Regions from separate parts of the Homo sapiens genome. Here region 1 is linked to region 2. The links are chromatin loops, found by intact Hi-C in ENCODE. Cell type or tissue: PC-3. All regions are shown on one strand.

Region 1 (8,000 bases), 110 kb before region 2:
CACTTAAGATGATGGCCTCCGGTTCCATCCATGTTGCTGCAAAATACATGATTTCATTCTTTTTTATGGCTGAATAGTATTCCATGGTGGATTGATCTATCTATCTATCTATCTGTCTATCTATCTATCTATCACATTTTCTTTATCCATTCTTCCACTGACGGGCATTTAGTTTGTTTCCATATCTTTGCTATTGTGCATATTGCTGCTATAAGCATACGAGTGCAGGTATATTTTTGATATAATGATTTATTTTCCTTTGGATGGATACCCAGTAGTGGGATTGCCAGGTTGAGTGGTAGTTATGTTTTTAGTTCTTTGGACATCTCCATACTGTTTTCCAAGGAGGCTGCACTAATTTACATTCTCATCAATAGTGTAGGAGTGTTCCCTTTTCTCAACATCCTTGCCAATATCTGTTTTTTGACCTCTTAATAATTGCCATTCTGACTGGTGTAAGATGATATCTCATTGCGATTTTAATTTGCACTTCTCTGATGGTCAGTGATATGGTTTGAATGTTTGTCCTCTCCAAATCTCATGTTTAAATGTGATCTCCAGTATCGAGGGTGGGCCTGGTGGATGAACAACTTGGTGCTTTCCTCATGGTAATGAGTGAGTTCTCTCTCATGGTTCACTCAAGAGCTGCTTATTTAAAGGAGCCTGGTGCCTCTTCCTCTCTTTCTTGCTCCCTCTCTTGACTTGTGACTCACTAGCTCCCCCTTCACCTTCTGCCATGAGTGGAAGATTCCTGAGGTCTCACCAGAAGCCAAGCAGACACTAGTGCCATGCTTATACAGCCTACAGTACCATGAGACAAGTAAAATTTTTGTCTTTATAAATTATTCAGTCTTACGAATTTCTTTATAGTAATGTGAAATGGACTAACACAATTAGTGATATTGAGCATGTTTTTATATATTTTTTGACCATTTATATGTTTTATTTTGAAAAATATCTGTTCATGTACTTTGCCCACTTTTTAATGGGCTTATTTGTGTCCTTTGTGTTGAGTTATTTGAGTTTCTTATAAATTCTGAATACCAGTCCCCTGGCAGATGCATAATTTGCAAATATTTTCTCCTATTCTGCAGGTTGTCTGTAGTTTTATTGATAGTGAATACATGACAGAAATGCCTTAGTTTGGGTAACTTGGCCAGTCATCTTTCTTTCCCATGGGTGGAGAAGGAAAGTATTTGAAGCACTCTTTGATTACTTTGACTGCTTCCAGATCTCATTATTTTCAAATAAACTGCTTTCCATAATAGAATAATAGATTCATGTTATCATCATTCATCAGAAAGGATTCATGGGGACAAAGAATATTGTATCACCTCATTGAAGACCCAATATTCAAGTCATTGACAACATGAGTTTTATAGTCTACAAGTGAATGGTAAAGGAACAAATGGTAGATTATGTTTTTGGGAGCTGTTATGGAGGAGTAGAGACTGGAGAGATTTAGATAACACTTTTGTTAATTGATCTTATCTTACAAGAGCTGAAATAATGAAAATAAGGGATAATTTGTCCTGAAGTACTCAGAAATGAATTCTGTTAAACTAGGCTTAAAAGCAGATGATAGAACCTGTTCATCTACATGCCCTGAAGTAATTAGATATTCTCCATTATCATTTCTAATATTCAATGTGACTAATGAGGCTATTAATCATGCAATTGCATTTTGGGTTTTCTTTTTGCTTTCTTTTCGGGAGGGTGTTCTTTAATTATGCAATTAACTACCTTTCATTCAATTTTATTTCAATCTATTCTTTCTGGCCTCCAGCTAAATAGCTAAATAGTGGTGAGTGACCCTGAGCTATGCCACATGGAGAAGATTCGCTTAACCAATGCCTGCCTGAATTCCTGACCCACAACATCATGAAATATAATAAAATGATTGTTGCTATAAATCCCTAAAATTTGGCATAATACATGGTAGATCAAAACAACAGACTACCAGAACACCGGGTCTAATACTTTTCAATGCACAGGATTCTGAATACCTCCTTAATCTCTGCTGGCTAACAAAAATGATCTGTTACGGTACAAGCTAATTGCTGGAAAGAAATCACAAATTTCACTGATTTAACACAATATTTATTTCTCCTTTACATATCAGTCAAATGAAGTTCTGAAAAAGTATCTCTGCTACACAGTCTGTTAGGCACTATAGGCTCTTTTCATCTAGTGGTTCTTCAATGTGCTAGTGCTTGAAATTCTTCATTAGATCTTCTGCATTTGGGCAGCAGGCCAAGAAACAGAGGAAGGGTAGCAGATAGTGCAGAAGGTTTGACACTTAAGCCTTTGAGTGGCTTACATCACTTTTGACTCCTTTCCATTGACCAGAATATAGTCATAGGCTGCACCGACCTGTGAGAAATTGGAAAAATGTGGTCTAGCTCTTTGTCCCCGATGAAAAGGAAACAGGGTTTTATGAAGATATAACAGACTCTGCCACATATGGCTGTATTAGCATGAAATGGCATTGTCTCCTGATCTGTGAATTTTGCCACTGTGTGAGCAAGCCAGATGCAGAGCAGAGTACTTTTTTGTGTGTATAAAGAAAGACTACTACACTCACAAATGCCCTGCTCCTTAAGCACTTCCTTGATCCCTCACTACGAATCCAAGAGTTACAGTCATTACAATTGTTTCCTCTCCACTGTGCTACCTACTTAGATGTAAAGTCTTCAAAAGGGAGAAAAAGAAAAGAGCCATGTAGTTTGGGATATGATGGGAGAATAAGGCAGGACTCTGGCCAGCTCAGAAGTCAGCTGCTTGAGTTTCTATCAGTGGTCAAAGACTGTACTTAAGCCAAAGCCACTTCATGTTATCTTTCAGCTCTTTTGTTTCCCTGATTTGGCTACTCTGTCAAGCCCATCAAAGCTGTGATCCTCAAATCCCTATGAGTTACATTTATGGTTTTCTCTTTAGCCTTCAATATTGCTGTCAACCTTGGTGCGTGTATGTGTGTGTGTGCATGCATGTGTCTTTATAGGTCTTTAATTAGAAGTTGAGAGAATTATTATACATAACTGGGCTGCCACTGTAAGTGAAAATTTTCCTCAAAGTTGTCCTCTTTGAAGTTTAATTTGTTGTTGTTTATTGTTTTGTTTGTTTATTGTTACTTCCAGTATGGCTTTGAGTTCAGTGTAAACAATAAGCAACTACATCATAGAATTCAACGTTAGTGTTTCAGGAAGAACAAAATCAAAAGACAAGTTTCAGAGCAGAGCAAACACCTCAGACATCACTATTTGAGGCTGGTACTATTTACCACAAAGTTTCATTGCAGCCTTAAAGTCCTCAACCCATCCGTTTGGGTAGCCACTACCAATCAGTGTGGACATGTGATACTGTGTGATGCTACTGAGCCAAAATGACCTTATTTTGCTCAAATGGTTTGCCCCATTAACAAGTATTTATTAAGCATCTACTATGTGGCAAGCAGTTTGGCCTTTGCTGGAGATAAATGGTAAAGAAGAGCATACTCCATACCACCAAGGAGCACATGGCCTTTTGGTGAAGACAAATAACTAAAATTACACACAACGTAAGCCCGGGATGCCATGGAAGCACCTGGACCAAGCATCCAACATAGTCCTGAGGATCAGGAATGGCTTCTGGGAGGAAACAGAGATTTCATGGATAGAGGGAATTAATCAAGTGAAGTGGAGAAGCAGAGTCTTCCAGGTATTCCTTAAACCCCATCTCAGCATTTATCCCACTGTTCAGCCATGTTTCTGGGAAATTCTCTCTCTCTCGGGGACTCCTGAGCCTAATTCCTCAGGCATGACATGGATGTGAGCGACATTATTATATCACGGTGAATCACTTGTCTTTGGTTGTGGTGTTGAAATTGCAAAGGGATGACATAACCTGGCTGTGGTTCTTATTTGGGAAACCTACAAAAAGAATTTTTGCTCTTCTTTTTTCTTTTTATAGAACTCTGCCCTCCATTTTCTCCCTTGGTGAGGCATTCTGGGAAAAGTTCTTCGGTCACAGCAGACTTTCCTGAACTACTGTAGAACTACTGTCTCATAGAAGCCACCTCTACCCACCAAAGTTGGCTTTTATTTTTGACTTCACAACAAAGAGTCTAGGAGACCACAAATCATAAAACCAAATTTTTTTTATCTTATCCTCATTAGTATAAAGCATGATTTTGTTATCATTTGGGAAGAGATTTTTTTTTTTTTTTTTTTTTTTTTGAGATGGAGTCTTGCTCTGTCACCAGGCTGGAATGCAGCCGCGCGATCTCCGCTCACTGCAACCTCTGCCTCCCGGGTTCAAGCGATTCTCCTGCCTCAGCCTCCCGAGTAGCTGGGATTACAGGCATGCGCCACCGTGCCCGGCTAATTTTTTTTTGTATTTTCAGTAGAGACGGAGTTTCACCATGTTGGCCAGAAAGATCTTAATCTTTTGACCTCGTGAACCGCCCACCTCGGCCTCCCAAAGTGCTGCGATTACAGGCGCGAGCCACCGCACCCGGCCTGGGAAGAGATTTCTTTGGGGAAGTATGATTATTTTTCTAATAGTTTCCTCATGGAAATGATCCTGAGTTGTTGAGTTTGCAAGAGTCAACTGCATGCAAAGACGTGGGATAATGGGCATTGCAAGGATCCCCTGCCCTCAAACTTCTTCCTTGCTCCCAGCCTAGGTTTTGATTCCCCTAATTAAATATTGCTGCTTTGGAGTTACCCAGAAAGTTTGTGGCTAAAACAAATTATGTCTGGTCCTGATAAAACCTTCATGCCTCAGCTTCTATTCATATTCTAGCTTAGCTATCTTCCAGCTTTGTTTTTTTAAATTAACTGTAACTAGCAGAGAGCTGGCCTTGTGAAAATAGAACTCAGAGCAGATCTTGTCTGGTAGGAAGTAGTTAAAAGGATTTGCACCACCTGAGGGGACATTTCTGGAAGGGCTTTCCCAGTTATACTCTCTGTTAAGTATTAAATGTGCAATGGGGAAATAAGTTAAAAATCATAATATATAACGATAATTAAATTATTAGAGGTTTCAAAGACAATAAGCACATGAACATGTTTCATTTTTGAATCAAATATCTTCTCCCCTCACTTTCACTACCAGGAACTGAATTTGGATATGTTGTTCCTGTTTAAGCCTAAGAAGAAATGGGGGACGGGTGGAGGAAATAATAGATCAAGTAACACTTTAACAAGTTGAATTCAGTGAGTAAGACATCTCATTGTAGCCTTTTGTTTCTCTAGATCTTACTCTCTGTTTAAGTATAGCCTCCTTAGATGTTTATACTTAAGTAGTTTAATATAATATTATAATATTTTTAAAAAGCATAATCACATAGACAATAATGCTGCTTATAACCCTGATTTAATTCATTTGGGGGAATCTGAATTGGTGGGTGTAGGAGAATATAGCCAACTTATAAACCTAATACTAATGATGGTTTTATAGTAACTGGAAGTCATAGTGTTAAAAAATAATAATAATAAATTTTTAAAAAACAAACCTACAAGCCTGAACTACAAAATAATTGCAAGCCTCTCAAAACATACAGTATTTTCACCGTGTAAACATAATGTAGTAAAATTTCATTTAACTGAACCTAAAGTGCTGGATCCCTAAACTAATAGTATTTTTAGTATTTTATTTTTTAGGAAGGGGGCATAAGAAAGCAAAAAAATCAGACCATGTTAGAAGACTCAAAAAAGCGTATTCCAGCATAAATCTAGAGATGAGAATACATTCAGAGTAGTCTCCCAAGCTTCTGCATTGATTCTGCTCTGTGTTAAAGACATAAGCTTCAAAGGCAGGAGAGTGATTTAATGCATTTCAGAAGAACTTTGAATAACATTTTTGAAACAAAAAGGGATTTTCCACATTAGCCACAGCTGACCACAAAATACAATTTAATGACTTGCCCCACTTCCTAAGTATCTTGGTTGAGGCTTAATGTTTGCAGCTGGTGGAGCATTTTGCCATATTGTAGTTTGCGCATCTCATCCCTTTTTGGACCATATACTCACTTAGAAACAATCCCAGTCTCATTGCTTTTGTGGCACGAGGTCTTCCGATGATCAACTGTATAGTAGGGTGACTCACATCTTACCAACTCAATATAAGCAGCTGAGAGAACACAGTGCCAGTATATGTCCAGTAATTCACTGCATGGTGGTTTCTCTGAAATCTTAATGGAATGCCCCTCACACAGGCGTAGGCACACATTATGCACTCCGTACACACTCTACTCACTACATAGGGAGACTATAACTCTTACACTTTCATTTATACCCAAACTATGTGATTTGGGCAATTTTGACTCTTCTGGTTTGTTTTGAAATCTTGGTTGCACTTTATGTTTTCTGTTGAAAATTATGTTTTATTTAATACTTGACGAGAGGTTGAATTGTCTGCTTCATTTTCTCTTCTGAGTCCCTGTATGATGCCTTCAGTCAAGTCACAGGTGCCCTTTGGAAAGCTTAACTTCACTGCTGAGTCATGTTGTTGCTAAGCAAGCCAAAACTTCCTCCCATCCCGAGAGGCTCATTCTTCTCAAATTCTCTTCTTTTTCTAAGGACACCAGAACAGGATGGGTAAAGTGAACTTAATTTCTAAGTATGTGAATTTTTAGTGTTATCCATTTCCAGAAACATTTATTACAATACTTAGATTGTAGGACCTCTTCTGTGTTAGTCCATCCTCACGCTGCTAGTAAAAACACACCCAGCCAGGCATGGTGGCTCATGCCTGTAATCCCAGCACTTTGGGAGGCCAAAGCAGGTGGATCATGAGGTCAGGAGATCGAGACCATCCTGGCTAACACGGTGAAACTAAAATACAAAAAATTACTCTACTAAAAATACAAAAAATTAGCCAGGCGTGGTGGCAGGCACCTGTAGTCCCAGGTACTTGGGAGGCTGAGGCAGGAGAATGGCATGAACCCGGGAGGTGGAGCTTGCAGTGAGCCGAGATCGCCACTGCACTCCAGCCTGGGCGACACAGCGAGACTCCATCAAAAAAAAAAAAAAAAAAAAAAAACACCCAAGAGTGGGTAATTTTTAATGAAAAATAGGTTTAATGAATGGACTCACAGTTCCACATGGCTGGGGAAGCCTCACAATCATGGTGAAAGTTGAAGGAGGAGCAAAGTCATGTCTTAGGTGGCAGCAGGCAAGAGGGCATGTGCAGGGGAACTCCCCTTTTTAAAACCATCAGATCTCATGAGACTTATTTACTATTATGAGAACAGCATGGGAAAATCCTGCCCCCATGATTCAATTACCTCCCACCAGGTCCCTCCCATGACACGTGGGGGTTATGGGAGCTACAATTCAAGATGAGATTTAGATGGGAATGCAGCCAAACCATATCACCCTCTAATACATATAATCTAATAGAGACCTGGAAAAATATTTAGCTGGTCATACACACTGACACACACATTTCTATTTTAGTCTGATAGAAGCCAATACTCAAGTTAGGAACTCTGGGTTTTAATTTGTAAACCTGTGTGATCTTGGGTTTTGGAAGCACTTAGACCTTCTGCTGCTACATCACTTGATCCTGGGACCAGAGGCAGTAGAAATAGGCTGTGGACACAAGCCACAAAGAGCTCCATGAAGAGAGTAAAACTCTAACATCTACATCAAGAAGGAGAGATCTGTAGGACCATGAAAAGATGCACGGAAGGACCAATCAACTCAGCTTGAACAGTTAAGAAAGGTGACACTGAGAAAGTATCACCTATTCTAGAAAATGGACAGGAATTATTGAGGTAAGAATGAAGGAGATGGGAGTGAGATGGTGTCCCTAATAAAGCCATGGCTTATGCAAGTGACCTTGGAAGTAGGGAGAGTATGTATAATTCAGTCTGACTGAAGATTAAATTGCAAGGAAGTAGGAGATGGTCAAGGGGTAAGACCAGAAAAGTAAACAGTAGCACTCAGCAGTGTTATTCATTTTATTCCCTGAAGTCTAACTGTGGACTGCCGTAGTTTCCTGGGTATGGAGTACAG
Region 2 (8,000 bases):
CTAGGGGGCATGGCTAATTCCATATATCTCCTGGTCTTATTTAGAACTTAATGCCTCCAAAATAAATTGAACAATTTTCAAAAGTCAAAGCAGTTTATGACGACCTAAAAGCAGTTAGCAAACCTAATATTTGACCTGCATAATTTAGACAAAAATGTATTCATTTTATCAATAATCTTTAAAGCTGTTTTTATTTCCTAAAGATTACTAAAGTTACATAAACTAAAAGGAATTACAGTTTTTATTTTGTTTTCAAAATATTTGATTTAAGCGCTTATTTTTATTTAAGCCAATTAATTAATTAGTGCTCTTTTATATAAACATTACACACAACACATATATAATTACACAGACAGAAGAAGATTACTTCAGTAGTTGTAAAATGTTTCATTTGCTGGTTTTTAAGTTTCTTAATTGGTTATTGGCTTTAGGGTGGAGCCCTTGGAAGAACAGGGCCAGGAAAGGGGTTTCAGTTGCCTCCTGTTTTTCCCAAGGCGTCCAGGCTGTTAGAGCTTGAATATCCACTTTTAATTAAGCTGACTTTTAACCATAGCACTCTTCAATAAAGTCCTTTTAAAATTTCTTACCACCCGATTTTAGCCAGGCCAGTGAATTTTCAAAAGAAAATGTCAAAGGTAACCTCCCAGGTGATCAGAGAAAAGACAATTTAAGATAGTTTATAGTGGAGAAGAGACAAGACAAGGTTATGCAGATATTAAACCAAAAAAGGACTTACTTCCTAAGCAGGAAATCAAACCCAGACCACCAGTGTGAAAGGCCAAAATCTTAGATACTGAGCTACAGCACAGGGCAGTCTCGACTGTCCTTCCCAGGAGTCTATAGAGTAGTTCCTTTTGAAATTGCAAAGGCTTTTAACTACTCGAGATAATTTTTAGAGCTAACTATGACATAAACCCCAAAATTCCTGTTCCCTGGAAGGTGGAATCCAAGAGAAAATACTGTCATGTGGTCATAAGGTCAAGTTCCCAAGGACCTAAAACAAGACAGAGACCCTATCTAGTTTTTTTGTTTGTTTCAGGGACTTGCAGGAAAGTTTGTTATTGACCAGCTTGCTGGGCCGTCTGGAGCAGCAAGCTTATGAGGGCCTAAGCCTATGTTTTATCCTAAGGTACCCCTCAACCCAGAAAAACAAATTCATAGTACAAATACATCAGTTTAAGACTAGCCTCAGAATTCTTTTCAACATTAATCAAAACCTTACAGAAGAGATAAACAGTGATTTTTACCATTCATTCAACTGTACAGAGAGAGAGAAACCAAAAATCTGACTGGTAAGAAATTCTTACCCTTTTGCCAGCATGCCAGGCTTCTGGGTTCCCTTTCCCTGAGCGGCCCTAGTGACTCAGCTTGCTGTATCATTGCAATGGGGCCAAGCTGCATGATAAAGGAAAATTATATTTTTTTGTTCTGGCCAGAGTAAAATATGTGTGATAAAACATAGACATTAGCCACTCTGCTTAGCACTTAATATCAAACTGGCAAGGCTTAAGTTTGCCCCTGGTTGGGCCCCATCATCATTAATCCAACCTCTGACCATGAGTTTCAACATGTGGTCTCTGGGCAAGATGGTTGCCCTGAGCAATAGGCAAGATAAGAAAGGGAAAGGAGAGAGAGAAAAGCATTGCCTGTGGCAGGGTGGGGAAGGCAAAAAGGCCAGAGAAGATCACCCCCCATTCCAGCGACACTGAAAAGTTCAGGTGGCTGCTTTTTTATAGCAAAGGGATCTTTTCCAGCAGTGTCATCATCTCTCATGTTTCCCCTTTTAGGGAGGAAAAAGCTCCCTATGTCCCACAATCCTGTACATTCCTAATCCTGTCACCTGCAGCCGTCAGGAAAGAGCGCAAGGCAGATTATTCCAAGGAGAATAGCAGTTGACATGCTGTAGTGCCAAACCCATTCTTAGCCAAAAGGAACTTTACTGAGAGCCCTCATTTTCAAATGTACTTCAATGCATTGTTGTTCATTCTGATGTTCCACTGTGAGTTATCTTTAGTAATATTTTGGTGTTTCTGTAAGACTTCGCTGCCTCCCAGACCTAATGTATAAGCCAGAAGGAACTCAGTTTTCCAGAAATTAAGGATCCCATTTTTACCTAAAATATTGACTTTACTCTCAGGTTCTCTTGATTAACTTAGCCAATGATTGTTTTTTTCCTACCTAAGCGCACAAGAAAAATGAAAAAAAGGGGTAGAACAGAAAAATTCCTGTGAATTTTCAAAAGACAAATTTTATAAACCCTGCAAAATACTGCTTACTACCAGTTCCTTTCTGACCTAGTCAGATATAAGAGGCCTCTAACTGGATTCAAACCAGTTAATTCCCAGATCAAATCCATTCTTGGACCCAGTCCAGTTTCTGTCACAACTCTAAACCCAGTTTGGATCAGAAATCTGCTCAAAGAAACTCGGAGAGCTCAAAACGCAAATCCGTGGAGCTCCAAAATCTGAGAGGGAGCTTAACCGTGATCCCCAGCTGCTCTGAGAGATCAATGGACACAAGTGAGTCCTGCAGGTATCTTGAGTGTTCACTCAGCACTTCTGGGGGTCACTGGAAGCTCCACTTCGGATCCTACTCCTGACACCATCTGAGAAAAGAAAAACTTCAGCCAAATTAATTTAAAGGAGTTTAATTAAGCAATGAAAGATTTGCAAATCGGGCAGCCCCCAGAATCACAGCAGATTCACAGAGACTCCAGGGGTGCCTCGTGGTCCTTGTGGTCAGAACAAATTTATAGACAAAAAAGTTAAAGTGACAAACAGGAATCGGAAATTAGGTACAGAAACAGTGAGATTGGTTACAGCTTGGTGTTTGCCTTATTTGAATGCAGTTTGAACATTCAGCAGTCTATGAGTGGTATAGCCACTGGGATTGGCCAACACTCAGCCATTGTTACAGGTGCCTACTATTAAGTTAGGTTTTCAATTGTGTCTGACTATTAAGATAGGTTACAGTTCATCCACAAGGACTCAAATATAGAAGTATGGAGTCTTTCTCAGGCCATATTTATCTTGCTTTAACTCTATCTTCTATTTTATAACCATTGGTTCCTCAATAACATCTAGAATGCCACAAATCACCACAAAAGTAAAAACTGGGTGATGGATTAAATGAGAGGGAGGGAGGGAGGGAGGGATGGATGGATGGATGGATGGATGGGAAGAGAGAGAGAAACATATGTCCTTGACTCTTTATTTTGGTGATTTACACCAAGAAAAGAAAGCTAACAAACTGTTTAATCAGAACTATATCAACTTTTAGGTTTAAAAAATTATTTTGTGAAAAATCCATTAGAATGTTTCAGAGATATGATGATTGGTATGCAGATAAATTTCATTTTTAAATATTTGGTTAGAAAAAGTTAGAATTTTTCAAAATATAAAATTATGAATTACATAAACACTCAATCATATTTTGTCCCTTTTGATAGATTATGTGAGTAAAAGAAACGCAAAAAGACAAAAGAATATAGATGGATTCAATGACATATAAAATCTTTATAATCTAAGCCAAATAAAATTATATAGCACTGGCAACTTTGTCATGACTAAATTTATGAGTGTAACACTAAATAATGAACTGTTTTGTGTGTGACTTATAAAGTAGACTCATTGTTGAATGGGAGAAATATATTATCCAATGCATTTTGAGCAAGATGAAATGTAAGGTACCATTTTTATAGAAATATTTTAGAGGAAGCTGTTCAACATTGGAGGATAATAGCCGTTACTTATAAAATACAGCATTTCCCCTCTGATTCATAGGAAAGTAACAAGATCTTTATCAGAATGTTCTCATTTCCACATAATTCAAATACCATGTATATCAAAAAATAACAAGTAAAGACAAAATTTATTAAATTTTAGAATATGAATGGCATTGATCATAGTGAATACATTTGACAAAATCAAATAACCAATGGAGCATATTCATTTTGGTGAGTATTCTTAGTAAAGTCTTTAGGTCTCAGTTTCTTTTGAAAAATAAACTGGTTGTGAATATTACATGAGATAAAATAAACGGAAAGGCACATTGTAAAAGAGTGATAAAGCAATACATAAATATAAATTCTAAATGTTATAACATTGTGCATAGTCATTGTGCATGTTAAATGTTCAAAAAATAACTGAGTTAATGATTGAGGCATTGCAGGAAGTCTGGGGTGAGGCACTTGGCAGGAACTGCCACACAGGACTATTTTCTTCACTATGACAATGCTCTAGCTGAGAGTGAATGTTTTTAATATAAATGGTTTTACTCAGCTTAACAACCTACTGGATTCACTATTACAGTCATGAGTCATTTAAGCACAGGGACATATTCTGAGAAATGTGTTGTTAGGCTATTTTGTCATGTGAACATCGCAGAGTGTACCTACATAAACCTAGATTGTGTAGCCTACTATGCTCCTAGGGTATTGCTCATAGGCTGCAAATCTGTACAGCATGCGATTGAACTGAATTTTGTAGGTAGTTGTAACAAAATGGTATTTGTGTGTATCTACACATAGCTCAATACAGAAAAAGTACAGTAAATATAGGTTATAAAATATTAAAAATGATATACCTGAATAGAGCACTTACCATGAATGGAGGTTACAGAACTAGTATTGGCTTGGGTGAATTTGTGAGTGAGTAATGAATGAAGGCTTAGGACAATACTGTACACTACAGTAGTGTCAGTAATGTTTAAACTGTGCACACTTAGGCTATGCTAAATTTATTCTTTTTAGTTTTCTTCAGTAGTAAATTAACCTTAGCTTACTGTAATTTTTTCTTCATAGACTTCGTAATTTTTTAACTTTTTAACTCTCTCATAACTACACTTAGCTTAAAACACGAACACTTTTTTCCTTTATATACTTATTCTATAAGGTTTTTCTATTATTAGGCATTTTTTTTTACTTTTTAAACTTTTTTGCTAAAAACTAAGACACAAACACACACATTAGTCTGGGCTTACAGGGGATCAGGATCATTAATATCACTGTCTTCCACTTCCAAATCTTGTCCAACTGGAAGGTCTTCACAGGTAGTAACATGCATGGAGCTGTCATCTCCTATGATAACAATGCCTTCTTCTGGAATACCTCCCGAAGGAGCTGCCTGAGGCTGTTTTACAGTTAGCTTTTTTGATTTTAATAAGTAGAAGAAATGCACTCTAAAATTACAATAAAAAGTATAATATAATAAAACATAAACCAGTAACATAGTTGTTTATTATCATTACCAAGTATTATGTACTATGCATAACTGTATGTGCTACACTTATATATTCCTGGCAGCACAGTAGGTTTGTTTACACCAGCATCACTATAAACATGTGAGTAGTGCCTTGCCCTACTACATTTGGATGGCTACAGTGTCACTAGGTGATAGCAATTATTCAGCTCTGTTATAATCTTATTCAACCACTTTAGTGTAAGCAGTTCATTGTTGACCAAAATGCTGTAATGCAATACATGACTGTATTTAATACTGTTTCCACTATTCAAGCACAACAGATCATTCATCATCACAATATTATTATAATCAATACTATTCAAAGGAGAAAACACAAGCTCTGGAAACAATTTCAAGATAGGAGTTTAACTCACTAATGCAAAAAAGACACATCATCAAAAAAGCAGTATTCAAAATGTGAGGTTGATGACACTTATGATATCATTATTCATAGGATGAAGAATTCTGGCATTTCCATTCATCTTTCTACCACCTATATGTCTAAGGCAGACATTGCAGAGCAACTACCTCAACAACCTTACAGCCCTTTTCCTTATGCCTTTCTATAATGCAGAAACAGGAAACTAAAACAAAATGACATTTCTCAGACTGCTTGCAGCTGAATTTTAAAATATGATTTAGATCCAGATGGGATTAAGACTTGGGCAACAGAATGAGAAAGAGGGCACCTTTCTGCTGCTTCAGATAATTCTGCTGGCAAACCCAATGGTGGTGGTAGTTGGATTTCCAAAGCAGCAGTACTAGAACTTGTAGACACAAACAGGGCAGGATTTGAATAGGTTTGGACATGTAATTTATTACACCTTATGTTTGCAAAAATCTTAAATATTAAAAAAGAATGAAATGAAAATTTTAGAACTAAAAAAAATACAACAATCAAAATAGCAACTCACTGGATGGACTCAATAGAGGATGGTCATCACAGAGGAAAGAATCAGTAAACTTGAAATTATCTGAACAACAAAATTTTATTCTAGAAAAATACAATAAACAGAATCTTAGAGACTTGTGGCAAAATATTAAAAGACCTACTATTCACATCATCCGAATCCCAAAAGGAAAGAAAGTTTGATGCAGAAAAATATTTAAAGTGATAATGCACTTTAAAAACTTCCAAAATTGAGTTGGGTGTGGTAGTGAATGACTATAGTCCCAGCTATTCAGGAGGCTGAGGCAGGAAGATTGTCTGAACCCAGAGGTAAAAATTCAGCTGGGGCAAAATAATAAGACCCCATCTCTAAAAAAAAAAAAAAAGAACAACAGGGAGGCTTCCAAGATGGCCAAATAGGACCAGCTCTGGTCTGCTACTCCCAGAGAGATCGACACAGATGGGTGATTTCTGCATTTCCAACTGAGGTACATGGTTCATCTCACTGCGGCTAGTTGGACAGTGGGTGCAGACAATGGAGGGCAAACTGAAGCAGGGCAGTGTGTCTCCTCATAGAGGAAGCACAAGGAGTTGGGGGATTTCCCTTTCCTAGCCAAGGGAAGACATGACAGACTGCACCTGGAGGAATGATACACTCCTGCCCAAATACTGCACTTTTCCCACAGTCTTAGCAACCAACAGACCAGGAGATCCCCTCCTGTGCCTGGATCGGCAGGTCACACGCTCACAAAGCCTTTCTCACCGCTAGCACAGCAGTCTGAGATTGACCTGCAATGCTGCAGATTGGCAAGGGAAGGGGTGTCCACCATTGCTGAGGCTTGAGTTGGCGGTTTTATGCTCACAAAGTGGCCAGGAAGCTCAAACTGGGCAGAGTCCACTGCAGCTCAGCAAGGCCTACTGCCTATCTAGATTCGACCTCTGTGGCAGAGCATAGCTAAACAAAAGAAAGACAGTCTCTGCAGGCTTAAACTTCCCTCTCTGACAGCTCTGAAGAGAGCAGTGGTTCTCCCAGCATGGTGTTCGAGCTCTGAGAACGGACAGACTGCCTCCTCAAGTGGGTCCCTGACCCCCGTGTAGCCTGACTGGGAGACAACTCCCAGTAGGGGCCAACAGACACCTCATACAGGTGGGTGCCCCTCTGGGATGAAGCTTCCAAGGGAAGGATCAGGCAGCAATATTTGGTGTACTGCAGCCTCCACTGGTGATACCCAGGGAAACAGGGTCTGGAGGGGACCTCCAGCAAACTCCAACAGACCTTCAACTGAAGAGCCTGACTATTAGAAGGAAAAGTAGCAAACAGAAAGGAATAGCATCAACATCAACAAAAAGGACATTCACACCAAAACCCCATCTGTAGGTCACCAACATCAAAGACCAAAGGTAGATAAAACCACAAAGATGGGTAGAAAACAGAGCAGAAAAGCTGAAAATTCCAAAAACCAGAGCGCCTCTTCTCCTTCAAAGGATCGCAGCTGCTCCCCAACAAGGGAACAAAACTGGACAGAGGAATGACTTTGACGAGTTGACAGAAGTAGGCTTCAGAAGGTCGGTAATAACAAACTTCTCTGAGCTAAAGGAGCATGTTCTAGCCAATCGCAAGGAAGCTAAAATCCTTGATAAAAGGTTAGACGAATGGCTAACAAGAATAAACAGTGTAGAGAACACCTTAAATGTACTGATGGAGCTGAAAACCAAAGCACAAGAACTTCGTGATGCATGCACAAGCTTCAGTAGCCAATTCAATCAAGTGGAAGAAAGGGTATCAGTGATTGAAGATCAAATTAATGAAATAAACCAAGAAGACAAGATTAGAGAAAAAAGAGTGAAAAAAATGAACAAAGTCTCCAAGA

What was found. Hi-C counts contacts between places; a loop is a spot of excess contacts. Peaks named below come from ENCODE experiments on the same cell type or tissue, not always from the same donor. Only the 100,000 strongest peaks of a DNase experiment are listed, where the experiment ranks them.
Region 1: a loop joins it to region 2, with 2.7 times the contacts of the local background. A loop is called at or near these places in 2 of 110 quality-filtered maps.

What each region holds. Positions count from the first base shown.
Region 1 is chr5:40,218,162-40,226,161 of GRCh38, forward strand. No RefSeq gene overlaps it. Among named protein-coding and RNA genes, the nearest start is that of LINC00604, 18 kb to the right of the region's middle. In PC-3, a CTCF peak has its summit at 747; DNase peaks (open chromatin) are centred at 3,840, 6,050 and 6,490; H3K4me3 peaks cover 516 bases; H3K27ac peaks cover 2,712 bases.
Region 2 is chr5:40,329,382-40,337,381 of GRCh38, forward strand. No RefSeq gene overlaps it. Among named protein-coding and RNA genes, the nearest start is that of LINC00604, 93 kb to the left of the region's middle. In PC-3, no CTCF peak of the experiment used is centred here; a DNase peak (open chromatin) is centred at 4,290; H3K4me3 peaks cover 279 bases; H3K27ac peaks cover 2,128 bases.